2 separate regions of the Homo sapiens genome follow, and region 2 is linked to region 1. Evidence: read pairs that join two places in POLR2A ChIA-PET (ENCODE). Cell type or tissue: OCI-LY7. All regions are shown on one strand. Links, peaks and the distances in the headings refer to the core of each region. The heading gives the core; the rest is flanking DNA.

Region 1 (8,294 bases), core at 1,680-6,679:
ATATCTGTGGGTTCCACATCTGCAGATCCAACCAACTGCCAATCAAAATATTTGGAAAAAAATATAACATAAAAACCAGTACAAATTAAAAAGCAATACATTATAACAACCATTTACATAGCATTTACATTGTACTAGGTATTATAAATAATCTGGAGATAATTAAAGAATATGGAAGGAAGCCAGGCCCAGTGGCTCACGCCTGTAATCTCAGCACTTTGGGAACCTGAGGTGGGTGGATCACTCGAGCTCAGGAGTTGGAGATTATAACAACTATTTACATAGCATTTACATTGCACTAGGTATTATAAATAATCTGGAGATAATTAAAGAATACGGGAGGAAGCCAGGCCCAGTGGCTCACACCTGTAATCCCAGCACTTTGAGAAGCTGAGGTGGGTGGATCACTTGAGCTCAGGAGTTGGAGACCAGCTTGGGCAACATAGTGAAACCCCATCTCTACAAAAGATACACAAAGTTAGCCAGGTGTGGTGGTATGCGCCTGTAGTTGCAGCTACTCAGGAGGCTGAGGTAGGAGGATCGTTTGAGCCTGGGAGTCTGAGTTTGCAGTGAGCTGAGATCACCACCATTGCACTCGAGCCTGGTCGACAGAGACCTTGTCTCAAAAACAAACAAACAAAAAATATGGGAGGATGTGCATGGGTTATATGCAAATACTACTCCACTTTATATCAGGGACTTCAGGATCTGCAGATTTGGTGTCTGTGGAAGGTCCTGGAACCAATTACCCATGGATACAGAGGGGTGACTGTACTTTAAAGTAAACCAGTCAAAACCCGTGACCACAGTCCAGGTCAATATGCTCCCATTTATAGCATGTCTTAATTTTCGCAATTTTTCCCCATGTAAGCATGATGACTAGTGTGTTGTCAGTATTTTTCTCCATAAATGTCAGACAATATCAAGTACATCTACATATGTATATTGCCTCTGCTCCATTCCCTTTCTCTTCTCCTTCTGATACTTTAAATGCACCTAGGTTAAACGTCATACTCTCCTTTTATCCTTTATTTTGTATATTTCTTTATTACTTCTCCATGATTCATTTTGGATAGTTTTTCTGATCCACTGTGCTTCTCCTTAGCTGTGTTTAATCTGCTCTTAAGCTCATCCCTTGAGCCCTTAATTTTTGTTACTGCACTTTGTAGCTCTAGAATTTCCACTGATTCTTTTTCAAGGTTGAGATGTCTCTTTTTATTATCTCTAGATCCCTTCTGAAGCGTAGTTCCAAGCCCACTTTTTTTTAAAAAAAGTTCTTTGAATATGTAAGTCTAGCTGTTTAAAATATAGATTCATACTTCTAATATCTGGAGTTCCTAATTTTATTGTCTGTTGTTTTTGTTTGTTCTCATTCACAATGTCTTGTCTCCTCATATGCCTGGTTATCTTTGTACATCCTGGATTTTACCTTTGAAAAAAAATACATATAGAAAAAAATCTGGCTGGGCGCAGTGGTTCATGCCTGTAATCCCAGAACTTTGGGAGGCCGAGGCGAGTGGAACACGAGGTCAGGAGTTCAAGACCAGCCTGGCCAAGATGGTGAAACCCCATCTCTACTAAAAATACAAAAATTAGCCGGGTGCGGCGGCAGGCGCCTGCAATCCCAGCTACTCGGGAGGCTGAGGCAGGAGAATCGCTTGAACCTGGGCGCGGAGGTTGCAGGGAGCTGAGATCGTGCCATTGTACTCCAGCCTGGGTGACAGTGTGAGACTCCATCTCAAAAAAAAAAAAAGAAAAAAGAAAAAAAAAAAATCCAAGCTCAGGGCTTGAGGTTTTCTAAGTATTCAGCTGAAAATCTGGCTAAAGTCCATGAGAGGGCTGGCTTATTTCTGCTTTACACTAATTCCTAAGTGCAGTCCTTCAGGACTTCAGGATGAAATCCACTCAGGACCTTATCCAAAGTGGGGGATACAGGCAGTTAAATAGGTTCCCATCCTTGGATGGCCCTAGTCTCTGACTTTTGTCCCACTAACCCAATAAGGCTGCCAAAAGTAAGCTCAGCTCACCTCATTTTGAAAACAAGATTGCTTAGTGCATACCAATATCCATGTTTTTCTCTTCTTTCTGGGCACACAGATAGACTACAGGCACACTTCATTTTATTGTGCTTCATTTTACTGCATTCTGAAGATACTTTTGTTTTGTTTACAAATTGAAGATTTGTGGCAACTCTGCATCAAGCAAGTCTGTTGGTGACATTTTTCCAACAGCATGTGCTCACTTCATGTCTCTGTGTCACATTTTGTTAACTGCCACAATATGTCACACTTTTTCATTACTATTACATCTGGTATGGTGATCTGGGATCAGTGATCTTCCATGTTACTGTTGTAATTGCTTTGGGGTGCCACGAACCACATCCTTATAAGATGGTGGACTTGATACATTTTGTGTGTTCTGACTGCTCCACCACTGGCTGTTCCCCCATCTTTCTCCCTCTCTTCAGGCCTCCCTATTCCCTGAGATACAACAACATTAAAATTAGGTCAATTAATAACATTACAGTGGCCTCTGTGTTCAAGTGAAAGGAAGAGTTGTACATCTCTCATATAAAAGCTAAAGCTAGAAATGATTATGCTTAGTGGGGAAGGCATGTCAAAAGTCAAGACAGGCCAAAAGCTAGGCCTCTTGAGCCAAACAGTTAGCCAAGTTGTGAATGAAAAGGAAAATGTCTTGAAGGAAATAAAAAGTGCTACTCCAGTGAACACACAAACTATAAGAAAGTAAAAAAGCATTATTGTTGATTTGGAGAAAGTCTGAGTGGTCTAGATAGAAGATCAGACCAGCCACAATGCTTCCCTAAGGCAAAGCCTAACACAGAGCAAGGCCCTGACTCTCTTCAATTACATGAAGATTGAAAGAGGTGAGGAAGCTGCAGAAGAAAAATCGGAAACCAGCAGAGGTTGGTTCATGAGGTTTAAGAAAAGAAGCCATCTCCATAACGAAAGTTCAAGGTGAAACAGCAAGTGCTGATGTAGAAGCTGCAGCAAGATCTAGTTAAGATCATTTATGAAGGTGGCTACACTAAACAACAGATTTTCAATGCAGATGAATCGAAAGAAGATGCCCTCTGTGACTTTCATAGCTAGAGGGAAGTCAATGCCTGGCTTCAAAGCTTCAAAAGGATAGACTGACTCTCTTGCTAGGGGCTAATGCAGCTGGTGACTTTAAGTTGAAGCCAATGCTCATTTACCATTCTGAAAATCCTAGAGCCCTTAAGAATGATGCTAAATCTACTCTGCCTGTGCCCTAAAAATGGAACAACAAAGCCTGGATGACAGCACATCTTTTTATAGCATGGTTTACTACGTATTTTAAGCCCCCTTTAAGAGCTACTGCTCAGAAAAAAAGACTTCTTTCAAAAGATTACTGCTCATTGACAATGCACTCGGTCACCCAAGAGCTCTGGTGGAACTGTACAAAGAGATGAATGTTGTTTTCATGACTGTTAACACAACATCCATTCTGCAGCCCATGGATCAAGAAGTAATTTTGACTTTCAAGTCTAATTATTTAAGAAATACATTTTGGAAGGCCATAGCTGCCACATATAGCGATTCCTGTGATGGATCTGGGCTAAGTTAATTGAAAACTTTCCGGAAATGATTTATCATTCTAGATACCATGAAGAACATTAGTGCTTCATGGGGAGAAGGTCGAAATATCAACATTAACAGGAGTTTAGAAGAAGAGGATTCCAACCCTCATGGATGACTTGGAGAGGTTCAAGAGGAAGTAACTGCAGATGTGGTAGAGAGATATGGCAAGAGAACTAGAATTAGAAGTGGAGCCTGAAGATATGGCTGAATTGCTGCAATCTCATGATCAAACTTGAACTGATAAGGAGTTGCTTCTTATGGATGAGAAAGAAAGTGGTTTCTTGAGATGGAATCTACTCCTGGTGAAGATGGTGTGAACACTGTTGAAATGACAACAAAGGATTTAGACTATTACATAAACTTAGTTGTTAAAGCAGTGGCAGGGGTTGAGAGGACTGACTCCAATTTCAAAAGAAGTTCTGCTGTGAGTAAATGCTATCAAATAGCATCACTTGCTAGAAAGAAATCTTTTGTGAAAGCAAGAGTCCATTGTACAGCAAAGTTCATTGTCTTATTTTAAGAAATTGTCAGTCATCCTAACCTTCAGCAATCACCACCGTGATCAGTCAACAGTCATCAACATTGAGGCAAGAGGTTGGGTATGGTGGTTCATGCCTATAATCCCAGCACTTTGGGAGGCCGAGGTGGGCGGATCACTTGAGGTCAGGAGTTCAAGACCAGCCTGGCCAACATGGGGAAACCCTGTCTCTACTAAAAATACAAAACCAGGCCAGGCACGGTGGCTCATGCCTGTAATCTCAGCACTTTGGGAGGCCGAAGCGAGTGGATCACCTGAGGCAGGGAGTTCGAGACCAGCCTGACCAACATGGAGAAACACCATCTCTACTAAAAATACAAAATTAGCCAGGCATGCTGGCACATGTCTGTAATCCCAGCTACTCAGGAGGCTGAGGCAGCAGAATCACTTAAACCCAGGAGGCAGAGGTTACAGTGAGCCGAGATCACGCCATTGCACTCCAGCCTCGGCAACAAGAGCAAAACTCCAACTCAAAAAACAAACAAACAAACAAACAAAAAGCAAAACCAGGCATGGTGGCTGCACCTGTAATCTCAGCTACTCAGGAGGCTGAGCCAAGAGAATCGCTTGAACCTGGGAGGCAGAGGTTGCAGTGAGCCGAGATCACGCCACTGCACTCCAACCTGGGCAACAGAGTGAGACTCTGTCTGGGTAAAAAGAAACAAAACATTGAGGCAAGAAAAGCCTATAACAGTAAAAACACTACAACTCACTGAAGGCTCAAATAGTTGTTAGCATTTTTTAGTAATAAAGCATTTTTAAATTAAAGTATGTATTTTTTTGACATAATGCTATTGCACACTTAATAGACTACAGTATAAACATAACTTTTATATGTACCGGGAAACAAAAAAATTCCTGCGACTCATCGGTTCCAGTGGCCTGGAACCAAGCCAGCAATATCTCCAAGGTATGCCTGTATTATTGCCCAGCCTCCCTTAGATTTAAGTGTGGCTGTGTGATCAAGTTCAGACCAGGGAGTGAGAGAGACAGTAATATGATCACTTCAAGGTCTAGCCCATAAAAACACTCTACACAGAATCTTCCTTCTTTTCCTCATCTGCAGGTGAATAGAGAGGACTCTAAGGACTTAAAGGAGAGATGAAGTCTGAGTCCATGAAGGACTGCATGGAGCTACATTTCCTTGTCAGCCTGCATTGGACAGTAATATGATCAAGAAATACATGTTTGTTTATTAATCCTCTAATTTGGGGGTTATTTGTTGCAGCAGTTAGCCTATCCTACTACTAATTTCATCTAGCTTCCTTCATTGCCCTAACAAAAAATGTGGTGCAAATTACAGAGAGTCAACCATTACTGAAAATACAAAACTTCTTAATGTCTCCTTGTATGAATGAGGATTCTTGTTCACATAGATGGTAACTATCAAAAATTTCTCTTCGGCCAGGTGCGGTGGCTCACGCCTGTAATCCCAGCACTTTGGGAGGCCAAGGCAGGCGGATCATGGGGTCAGGAGTTCAAGACCAGCCTGGCCAACATGGTGAAACCCCATCTCTGCTAAAAATACAAAGTATTAGCCAGGCATGGTGGTGCGTGCCTGTAATTTCAGCTACTTGGGAGGCTGAGGTAGGAGAATTGCTTGAACCCAGGAGGCAGAGGTTGCGGTGAGCGGAGATCACACCGTTGCACTCCAGCCTGGGCGACAGAGCAAGACTCCGTCTCAAAAAAAAAAAATTATCTTCAAAGTGGGCAAAAAACATGCACAGACACCTCTTAAAACAAGAAATACAAGTGGTCAACAAAGATAGGAAAAAATGCCCAACATCATTAATCATCAGAGAAATGCAAATTAAAACCACAATGAGCTATCATCTCACACAAGTCAGAATGACTATTACTAAAAAGCCAAAAAATAGCAGATGTGGGTGAGGAATGTGGAGAAAAGGGAATGCTTATACACTGTTGGTGGGAATGCAAATTAGTTCAACCCCCATGGAAACAGTATGGAGATTTCTCAAAGAACTAAAAATAGAACTACTATTCAACCCAGCAATCCCACTACTGGGTATCTACCCAAAGGGTAGTGCAAAAGACACCTGCACTCACGTTTATCAAAAAGACACCTGCATTCACGTTTATAATAGCACTATTCACAACAAAGGCATGGAAGCAATCTAAGTGTCCATCAATGGTGGACTGGATAAAGAAAATGTATGTGTGTGTGTGTGTAAATATATATGTATATATATCAGTATTGGTCACATTGATCAAGATGTCACACATCAAAAATGATATCCTTTGTGTGATACACAGGGTTATATAAGATGATTTGGCAGCATCGATATGTAGTTTGGTGAAAACATTCATTATATTTCTGTATATTATATAATCATGAGAAGAAAAATAAACTTACAAATATATTTTGAAATATATCGGCTGGGCACGGTGGTTCATGCCTGTAGTCCCAGCACTTTGGGAGGCCGAGGCAGGCAGATCACCTGAGATCAGGTATACGTATATGTACACACACACACACACACACACACACACACACACACACACGCACGCACCATGGAATACTACACAGCCATAAAAAAGAATGAAATCATGTTCTTTGCAGCAACATGGATGCAGCTGGAGGCCATTATCCTAAGCAAATTAACAAAAAAACAGAAAACCAAATACTGCATGTTCTCACTTGTAAATGAGAGCTAAACAATGGGTACACATGGACATAAAGATGAAAAAATAGACACTAGGGACCCCAAAAGCAGGGAGCAAGAAAAGGGGGCAAGGGTTAGAAAAATTACCTATTGGTCACTATGTTCACTATTCAGATGACAAGCACCCTAGCAGCCCAAATCCCAGCATTATACAATACACCCATGTAACAAACCTGTGCATGTACCCCCTGAATCTATTATTTTTTTAAAAAAATTCCTCTTCAAATTTTCTTCAGGTTTTTTTGGGGGTGATGGGGACAGGATCTAGCTCTAGCTCTTTTGCCCAGACTGGAGTGCAGTGGCGTGATCTCAGCTCACTGCAGCCTTGACCTCCTGGGCTCAAGTGATCCTCCCACCTTAGCTCCTGAGTAGCTAGAACTACAGGTGTGCTGCACCTACCAATGGAGCCCAGCTTTTTTTTTTTTTTTTTTTTTGGTAGAGATGAGGTCTTGCTATGCTGCCAAGGCTGGTCTCAAAATGCTGGGCTCAAGCAATCCCAAACACCTTGGCCTCCCAAAGAACTGGGATTACAGGCATAAGCAACCATGCCTGGCCTGGATTAAAATTTTAAAAGTCTTAATCAGGAATTTCATTTATCCCATTTCAAGTATCAAAACTGACTTTTAGAAAGTTATGTTTATGGGCTGGGCATGGTGGCTTATACCTGTAATCCCAGCACTTTGGGAGGCTGAGGTTGGTGGATTGCTTGAGCTCAGGAGTTTGAGACCAGCCTGGGTAACATGGCAAAACCTCATCTCTACAAATAATACAAAACTTAGCCACATGTAGTGGCACGTGCCTGTAGTCCCAGCTACTTGGGAGGCTGAGGTGAGAGGATGGCTTGAACGCAGGAGGCAGAGGTTGCAGTGAACCAAGATGGCGCCACTGTACTCCAGCCTGGGCGACAGAGCAAGGACCTGTCTCAAAAAAAAAAAAAAAAGTTACATTTATGGAGGGAAGTTTCTCATTACAAATTTGAAAACATTTTATTTGATAGTTTTATTCAAATTCAATATTTCATGTATATATATATTTTTGAAATAGAGTCTCACTCTGTCACCCAAGCTAGAGTGCAGTGGCGCAATCTTGGCTCACTGCAGTCTCTGCCTCCCGGGTTCAAGTGATTCTCCTGCCCCAGCTTTCCAAGTAGCTGGGATTACAGGTGCATGCCACACGCCTGTCTAATTTTTGTATTTTTAGTAGAGACAGGGTTTCACCATGTTGGTCAGGCTGGTCTTGAACTCCTGATCTCAGGTGATCTGCCTGCCTCAGCCTCCCAAAGTGCTGGGACTACAGGCATGAACCACCGTGCCTGGCCGATATATTTCAAAATATATTTGTAAGTTTATTTTTCTTCTCATGATTATATAATATACAGAAATATAATGAATGTTTTCACCAAACTACATATCGATGCTGCCAAATCATCTTACATAACCCTGTGTATCACAT
Region 2 (8,294 bases), core at 1,396-6,395, 1.7 Mb before region 1:
CACTCTCTGGCTCATGGAGACAGTGAGATTAGGAGGTGAGGAAGGGAACGGCAGAGCATTTACTTTACAAACTTTATAGTAGTTTTTAAGATATATATAGAGATAAAATTTGTTGAAAATTTTAAATAAATTCATAAATCAATAAAATTTATAATCAATTCTAGTGTCACAGAAGGCTGATTTTGTAGTTACTATCTGAATGTCTAGTATCAGAAGAGTAGCTACCATGGCAGCTTAATAGCAATATCAAGGAAATCTTTATGAAAATTGTTCAATATTGTATTTTAATAAAAAAGCATGAGAGAAAACAAATCAGCAGAAAAGGTAAATAAAAATATCCCAAAGAAAAACAAATAAATTTTATTGTATATTTTCAATCAACTAAAGGCAGAAAAATTTTGATGAGTCATTTGGTTCTCTAAAGAAATCTCAAGTTTATTAATGTAGATATCCTTCATAGAGATACAGCGTATACCTGAATTGACAATTAAAAACATCAAAGCTTACTTCTGAAGGTTTGGCTACATCTTTTTCATCCACATATTTTGCCCATGGTCCCAAAAAACCATCAATATTGGATGCATCATTTTCTTTAAACTTTTTCCTCTTTTCTGTTTTCTTCTGACCAGTTTCAAATACAGTTAAACCTACGTTAACAAAAAAAAAATTAAAAAAAAAACTGAGAGATTACAAAGATGTACATTTTCTAAAGAAATATGAACATATGTTTAATTTTATTTTATATGGTTAAAGAAAGATGATTGTTCAAGTGACCCCAGAGTTATTAAAAAACAATCTACATGAATCTACCATATACGCTGACTCATGCTACAGAAAAAGGGATTCAACCTTCTGGGCAAAGACACTTAAAACTAATTCAATATTCTGCAAATTCTAATACTGTATACTTAAAGAAGAGACCCAAATATGTACTCCTACAATGGCGCACAAGCCTTTTATTGAATCAAAAAGCTGTGTCAGTGGATTTGTACGACTTTCTGGAAAAAACTCAGAAACTCATTATTGCTAAGTAATAATAAAGTGACATTTGGAAGCAAGAATAAACTGTAATTTATCATTTTAAAACTAAATTAAACTAAATTACTGTAAGTACTTAATAACTTATCTTCACTTCACTTGTAATGCAAAAATGTAAATCAAACAAGGTTTCACCAGAAATGGTATTCCTTCCAAGTGATTTCAGTCTCATCTTGACCTCTAATATCATTAACGTTAACAGTAAAAGAAAAGGAGAAGGAGGGTGTTTCTGGTTGAGATTTTGATTTGATTAGTAGGAGGTGGCATACTGTGTATAGTCATTAACTTGGAAAAAGAAAGGTTTGTGGAATCATAGTCACAAGTTAACTAAGAATCTAGCTACCTTTAGATGGGACTTGCAGAGGTCTAGCTTAAAGAAGAAATGTCTACCTATATTAATTCAGGCTATGTTTTATAGCAAAAGCCTGTTAAAATTCTATTTTAACAATAATCTAGCTCATATACAGAGACCAGCCAGATCACATAGGATCTATAGCTACTAAGCACAAATGTCCCATGCAACCAACCAGCAAATTACTTTTTAAATTGCATTTTATGGATAATATTCTAATGGACTGATGAGGCTTGTGACAAGTTAGCGTTTAGCGTATGATGTTTTGTCTTATTGTAAGTACAAAATGAATATGAATACAAGCATACATACAACACATATTCAAACTCAACCTTCAAAGCAACTCTTCAAAGACAATCTTCACAGACTTACCAAATAAAGTATTTCTACTCTGTTAAAATGAAGCTTGACATTAATGTTGAGAAATCAATTGCCAAAATTATCTATACATTAGTTGTAATTTATTGAGTGATTTCTACAGGGTTGGCATGGTGCCAAGTACTCAAAGTAACTCAAAGAGATATGTATCATTATTTTCCCTACAAGATTCCACAACTAGTAAGCGGCAAAAGCAAGCTCTAAACTGTAACATTTCTGAACTATATTGCTCTAAACTGTATCGCTCCATTGTTTCAACTTTAAAAAAAAAAGCGCTAAATACTATTTTTTACTGTCTAATTAAAGTCACTCTGCAAGACACTAATTATAGATGTGTAGGTATATATGATATCAAATGTTTCAAATAAATTACCTTGATTTTTTTCAGCTTCTTCTACAGAACCAATATATTTAGCAGACACTTGATGATTATCTAATGAAGGGTCTAATGCATAACCTGAAAGCAAAAAAGTGAAAATTATTAACTCCATTTTGCTGTTTAAATTCATTTTATTATTATAATACAAATATACACATTTCACATTTTCTTTCCCAGATGTCAAAAATGATCTCTAACTCAGGACCAATCAGGACCAATCATTCTGCCCTGAGCTATATTGCTTCCTTTTTTTTTTTTTTTTTTTTTTTGAGATAGGGTCTCACCCTGTCACCCAGGCTGGAGTGCAGTGGTGTAATCTCGGCTCACTGCAACCTCCGCCTTCCAGGCTCAAGCAATTCTCCTGCCTCAGCCTCCAGAGTAGCTGGGATTACAGGCATGCGTCATTACCCCTAGCTAACTTTTGTATTTTTTTGGAGAGATGGGGTTTCACCATGTTGGCCAAGCTGATCTTGAACTCCTGACCTTAAATGATCCACCGCCTTGGCCTCCCAAAGTGCTGGCATTACAGGTGTGAGCCACCACTCCCGGCCCCTGAGCTATATTTCTATTTAGAACCCAAAGCTATATTTTTCTATTTAGAACCCAAAGCTCAGGCTAGACTCCAGCATAATATGTTTCTTATAGGATGAATTTTGCATACTGACATTACATTACTAAGAGCCTCTCTGGCCAACACATCAAACTTTAGTTTTAAATATTCTAAGAGCTTGAAAATACATGTACATGATGCACTTGGAAATCTAGAAACCATTTTCCTTTTCTTCTTGGTAATAGATATTGCAGGGCTAAGTTTATCAAATTATGTAAATTATTAAATAAAAAAGGGTAAGAAGATTACATAAAATCTAGCTATTATTTTGAAAATACCATTTGCAGTAAGGACAGTCTTCCTTCCCAATCTTAATATATTTCTATTTCATCAATCATTCTTTATATTTCCTTAAGAGAAGGAAGGATATCTACCAGCATACGAATGTGCTTTTTAAACTAATTATAAAGTATGTAGCTACATATAAATGTGGTCTTCAGTGGTCCATGGGAATTTAAGGAAAGAAAGTCTACCTAAGTTAGCTCAAATCAGTTTTTTTCTCAAATGGGTGTGCTAGCACAGTAAATGTTTGGTAACATTAGTCTGGTATATTCACAAGAGTGCTAAATCACTGATCACTTTATGGCCTACAACTCATGTGTACGATAATAGAATACATAAAAAAGTACTAAGCCCATTTTTTCTAAAGGGCACATCCTAGAGGATAGACTTATTATTTTCATTTTTCATCCAAAGTAGTCCCAGCTACTCGGGAGGCTGAGGCAGGAGAATGGTGTGAACCGGGGAGGTGTAGCTTGCAGTGAGCTGAGATCGCGCCACTGCACTCCAGCCTGGGCGACAGAGCGAGACTCCATCTCACACACACACACAAAAAAACAGAATATAGGGAACTTCTTTTGGGGAACAGAAAAAGATTCATCATGAAGCATGCTTTTCAAACAAGCTAAGGATGTAAGTGCTGAACTCACCCTCATGATATGCTATAACAGAACCAACCACCTGGCTATTAGCTGATTTGCATATAGTTTTTTTCAGCATTAAAATATGTTCTTAACCAGAGGAGAGAGCTTGGTGGCAGAAAATCAGCCTTTGGAGTAGAATCTCTGAAATCACAGGTTCAAATCCCATGAGTTATTTTGTCTTTAATCTCTTTGATGTACAGAAGTGTTCTGCACATAACTTTTTCCAAAAAATGAGACTTTTATAAGCTCATACCATGTTAAAAGTTTCCATTTCAATAATAAAAAACGTATCTAGCTAGAATGTAAATTTCTACTTTGAAAGGAGACTTAACGTCTACATAAATAGCATTTCATGACGCGTCTGGAAGGGTGAAGGAGTAGACAGAGAGGGAAGAGGTATCCCTGGTCCTTGTCTCTGTGTAAGCACCATTCCCCAACTCATCTGGCCACTGTCTTGTTACTCAGAAAAATAAGTTATGCTTTCCTCTTGCTCCACATCCTCTGTGGTAAAAATCTTTACTGCCATACCACCATCCCCACTACTGCCTTCCACCCCAGGTGATTAGAAAACAGTATTATTTTCCTTTTACAAATAAGAGTTAAATATTTGGCCTTATGTCTTACTACAAATCAGCCAGTGATAGAACAAGATCTAATTCTAACACTACTAAATTTCAGTCCAATTTGTTTTCTCACTATCTTGTGTCTCAAATAAGTGAATATTTCTACATTTCTTAAATATTCTTATCTATCTTCCTGAAGCTTGTTTTCCCTTTTATCTTTTTAATGGAATTAATGTCTACTTTCTTCCCTTCGGCAGTCTTATTTGAAATGGCCATAATATTGATTTTATTATTATACCCTTAAGATTATTAAACTAATAATAATTATTAAAACTAATTCCATTAGGCAAATGAAAAGAGACTATAAACAATTTGCAAAAGAATGGTCATAAATATATGAAAAAACCTTCGACCTCACTAGTAGTCCGGAAAAATCAAGTTGCAATAAAGAAATATAATACTTTGATTATCAAGTAAACAAAGGAAAAACAATCATATGGATCTTTGATGAAGAGAAATAGGGCCGGGCATCGTGGCTCAGGCCTGTAATCCCAGCACTTTGGGAGGCCAAGGAAGGCAGATTACTTGAGGCCAGGAGTTTTGAGACAAGTCTGGCCAATATGGTAAAACCCCATCTCTACGAAAAATACAAAAAAAAACATTAGCTATGTGTGGTCGTTCATGCCTGTAATTCCAGCTACTCAGGAGGCTGAGGCATGAGAATTGCCTGAACCCCAGAGGTAGAGGTTGCAGTGAGCAGAGATCCCACAACTGCACGGCCTGAGTGACAGAGCGAGATCCTGTCTCAAAAAAAAAAAAAAAAAAAAAGAGAAATAGGACTTTTATACACTGTGGTGGTAGAGTAGGTTGAGAGAATTCTTTTGGAAAGCAATTTGATAATATATACCAAAAGCTTTTAAAACACATATTCTTTTACCTACGTTTGGGAACTCATTTAAGAAAATAGTATAAAATAATATAAGAACATGTAAAGTTTTATGTACAAAAATATTCACTACCATGTTTTAAAATGCACTTTGTAGCATAACATACATCACATTTTTAATAGTGAAAACTGGAATCAAACTGAAATCTAAATGATACAAGTAATTCTTTTAAAAATTATATCTTTGTTCAGTAGACTGTTTTTAAAAAATCATTTAAAAATGTTAATAAGGGCGGGCACGGTGGCTCATGCCTGTAATCCCAGCACTTTGGGAGGCTGAGGCGGGTGGATCACAAGGTCAGGAGATCGAGACCATCCTGGCTAACATGGTGAAACCCCGTCTCTACTAAAAATACAAAAATTAGCCAGGCGTGGTGGCGGGTGCCTGTAGTCCCAGCTACTAGGGAGGCTGAGGCAGGAGAATGGCGTTGAACCCAGGAGGCGGAGCTTGCAGTGAGCTGAGATCGCGCCACTGCACTCCAGCCTGGGCAAGAGAGTGAGACTGTCTCAAAAAAAATAAAATAAAAATGTTAATAAAGGATTTCAAATATTGAAGTTAAAACTCATGTTAATAATTATTGTGAGACTAAAAGTATTTATTTAAAATTCTATTTTCCACTTCTGTAGGTGGGTGTAGAGAAAATTCTAGATGAAAGTCGAACAAAAGGAAGAAACTTCATTGAGAAGCCCCAAGTAAGACTGGCAGGGGAGCAGGCAGAAAACAGGACAAAATTCACACAACCACTGAGGGGCTGAGAAGTCAGGAGAAATACCATAAATGCAAGCTAAAAGCAAAACTGTAGAGTAAGTAAACGGGATGACACAGTAAATGAGACTATTTTCAGTGATAAGGACTCTACAGGTGGGCTCTATGATAAACTAACTGCATTGTAGAATATAAATCTTCCAGAAATAATTCACTGAGATTATAACAATCTTACAACTTTTAAAAATGGGAAGAAAATTAAAATAAATATTTGTATTATATTCCAGCAGTGATAGCCCAGGGTTATGAGATTGAGGTAAAACTGAATTCATGTGTCACCTCCTGTATGTCTGTTAGATAACACCACTACAAGGTATAAGAAAGGTTTGCTTCCTTGCACTTTGCAAATGAGGGAAGGTAACGGAAAGGTCTCACAGCCTTACATTTCATGTGGAAAGATTAAAAAACAAGAACAACAACAACAAAAGTTGATAGGAATCTGGTATAGGAATTACTATCAGAAGTCAGATAAGAACTTTCTATAAGAAAATTATAGGACAAACTAATAGAAGTCATATACTTGCTCAGTACCTGGGGGCAAAGAAAAAACAGACAGTGTTAAAACTAAGGTTTAAAGAGACAGTTGTTAAAGCTTAGACAAGACTGATCTTATTTACTAAGTTCACTTATTAAGTTTACTTGAACTTAATAAACTGTCTCTTTAAACCTCAGTTTAAACCTAAATCTTACTAAGTTCACTTGAACTTAATAAATAAGATCGACCTTATCTAAGATCTATCATAAAGGAGACAAACCAAAATTTTCTTAGTTTTGTAACTGGCCATTCCGTTTATTTTAGGCTGCCTAATATACTATAGCCCCAAATTCATTTTTTGTCTTTAACTCAATAGTTCAACCTGTGTCCTAGCTCTCCACTTCCTAGTGGGAGAGGCAAAAATCTCCCACTTTATTTTATTTTAGGCTGCCTAATATACTATAGGCTGCCTTTATTTTAGGCTGCCTAATATACTATAGCCCCAAATTCATTTTTTGTCTTTAACTCAATAGTTCAACCTGTGTCCTACCTCACCACTTCCTAGTGGGAGAGGCAAAAATCACCAGATACTTAAAACAAACAAACAAACAAACAAAAAAACACAACCCATTTCTGAAACCAGGTCTAAAGCCAGCTGAAGAGTTTTAAATCCTTATTCTTGTTATAAGGTAATTTAAGAAGAAAAGTAGGTATCGGTATAAACTTACTTGGACTTTTGTTTTGTTTTAAAGGAAACAAGAGAACTAAATTATTGCTTAAGGTCCTTCTAAAGTCGAAGACAATAAGTCTTTAAAAGTCTCTTATTATAGGTTAGAATATAACAAAATCATGATGTAACAGTTTATTTTTATGTGCTGCACATTACTTTAGATTTACATGGGACCCCTTATACAAGCAATGGGTATAACATATTTGTAACCATTTTATTGGACTGGAAGTGTCATAGAACTGTTTTGGGTGATTTAAGTGGTATATAGCCTTGGCTGTGATATTTGGTACATTCTAAGTCTATTACAATCTTACCATGGTGAAGTATGATCTAATACATGATAATCCTCTATACAAGCAGTTTCCACGCACATTAAATTTTTAAAATCCCACCACTGGTAGGATGTAATTATTTTACATAATGAATTTTTCGCTATTCTCTTTCCTGATACCCTTCAGTGATCAAGAGAAAGCATTTCCAAGATAAGATTTGAGAAACAGAGTAAAGTTAAATAGCCTATAATAAGATAAAAAAGTAACCTCTTAACACTATCTTTTCATTTGCCAACTTTAACAGCAACCTACATGTAATGGATATAAAATAACAAATGTCCATTACCTAGTACGACAACAAAGAGCATTCTGGTTAAGATCACAGAATATTTCCAGTACTCAGAAATCACAGTGGATTTACAATGACAGCTAAAAATATGAGTTCACCTTCCCATTTATATAAATATTTAAGGATATGTATAGGAAGGCATACTATCCTTTCTGAAGGAATCCAGTGAATTTTAAAAGCCAGAAGATAAAACAGACTAACACACACAGATCACACTTCTAATAAAGCCAAAATTGAAACTGCTTAAGTCTTATCACCTTACCATATGTTGCAAAAGTTCTCCTTTGCTGCTCAAACATGAAATCATTGATATGAGCTGGTTCGGCATATCCAGAAAGCATATTTCTAGGGGCAGCCATTTGCTGTGTCCTAAAGGGATTTTCTGGTCCAAACTGCAATGTTACAAGAAAAAAAATAAAATAAAATAAGAAAGACACAAAAGTTCTGAGTATATGGAAGTTAGAATTACTGGAATAACTGTACAAAAAAAGGGCCTATTAACCTATCTGGGAA

What was found. ChIA-PET counts read pairs that join two places held together with the same protein. Peaks named below come from ENCODE experiments on the same cell type or tissue, not always from the same donor. Only the 100,000 strongest peaks of a DNase experiment are listed, where the experiment ranks them.
Region 2: POLR2A ChIA-PET joins it to region 1 with 7 read pairs; 2 of 35 experiments call an interaction of 5 or more read pairs at or near these places.

The regions. Positions count from the first base shown.
Region 1 is chr6:108,498,559-108,506,852 of GRCh38, reverse strand. All of the region lies in intron 10 of AFG1L (AFG1 like ATPase), which reads right to left. Among named protein-coding and RNA genes, the nearest start is that of FOXO3, 58 kb to the left of the region's middle. In OCI-LY7, for the core only: no CTCF peak of the experiment used is centred there; no DNase peak of the experiment used is centred there.
Region 2 is chr6:110,201,437-110,209,730 of GRCh38, reverse strand. CDC40 (cell division cycle 40) reads right to left here. Exons shown (of 15, transcript NM_015891.3): 3 at 8,044-8,173; 4 at 2,142-2,225; 5 at 508-647. Among named protein-coding and RNA genes, the nearest start is that of CDC40, 25 kb to the right of the region's middle. In OCI-LY7, for the core only: no CTCF peak of the experiment used is centred there; DNase peaks (open chromatin) are centred at 3,670 and 5,020; H3K4me3 peaks cover 2,092 bases; H3K27ac peaks cover 3,109 bases.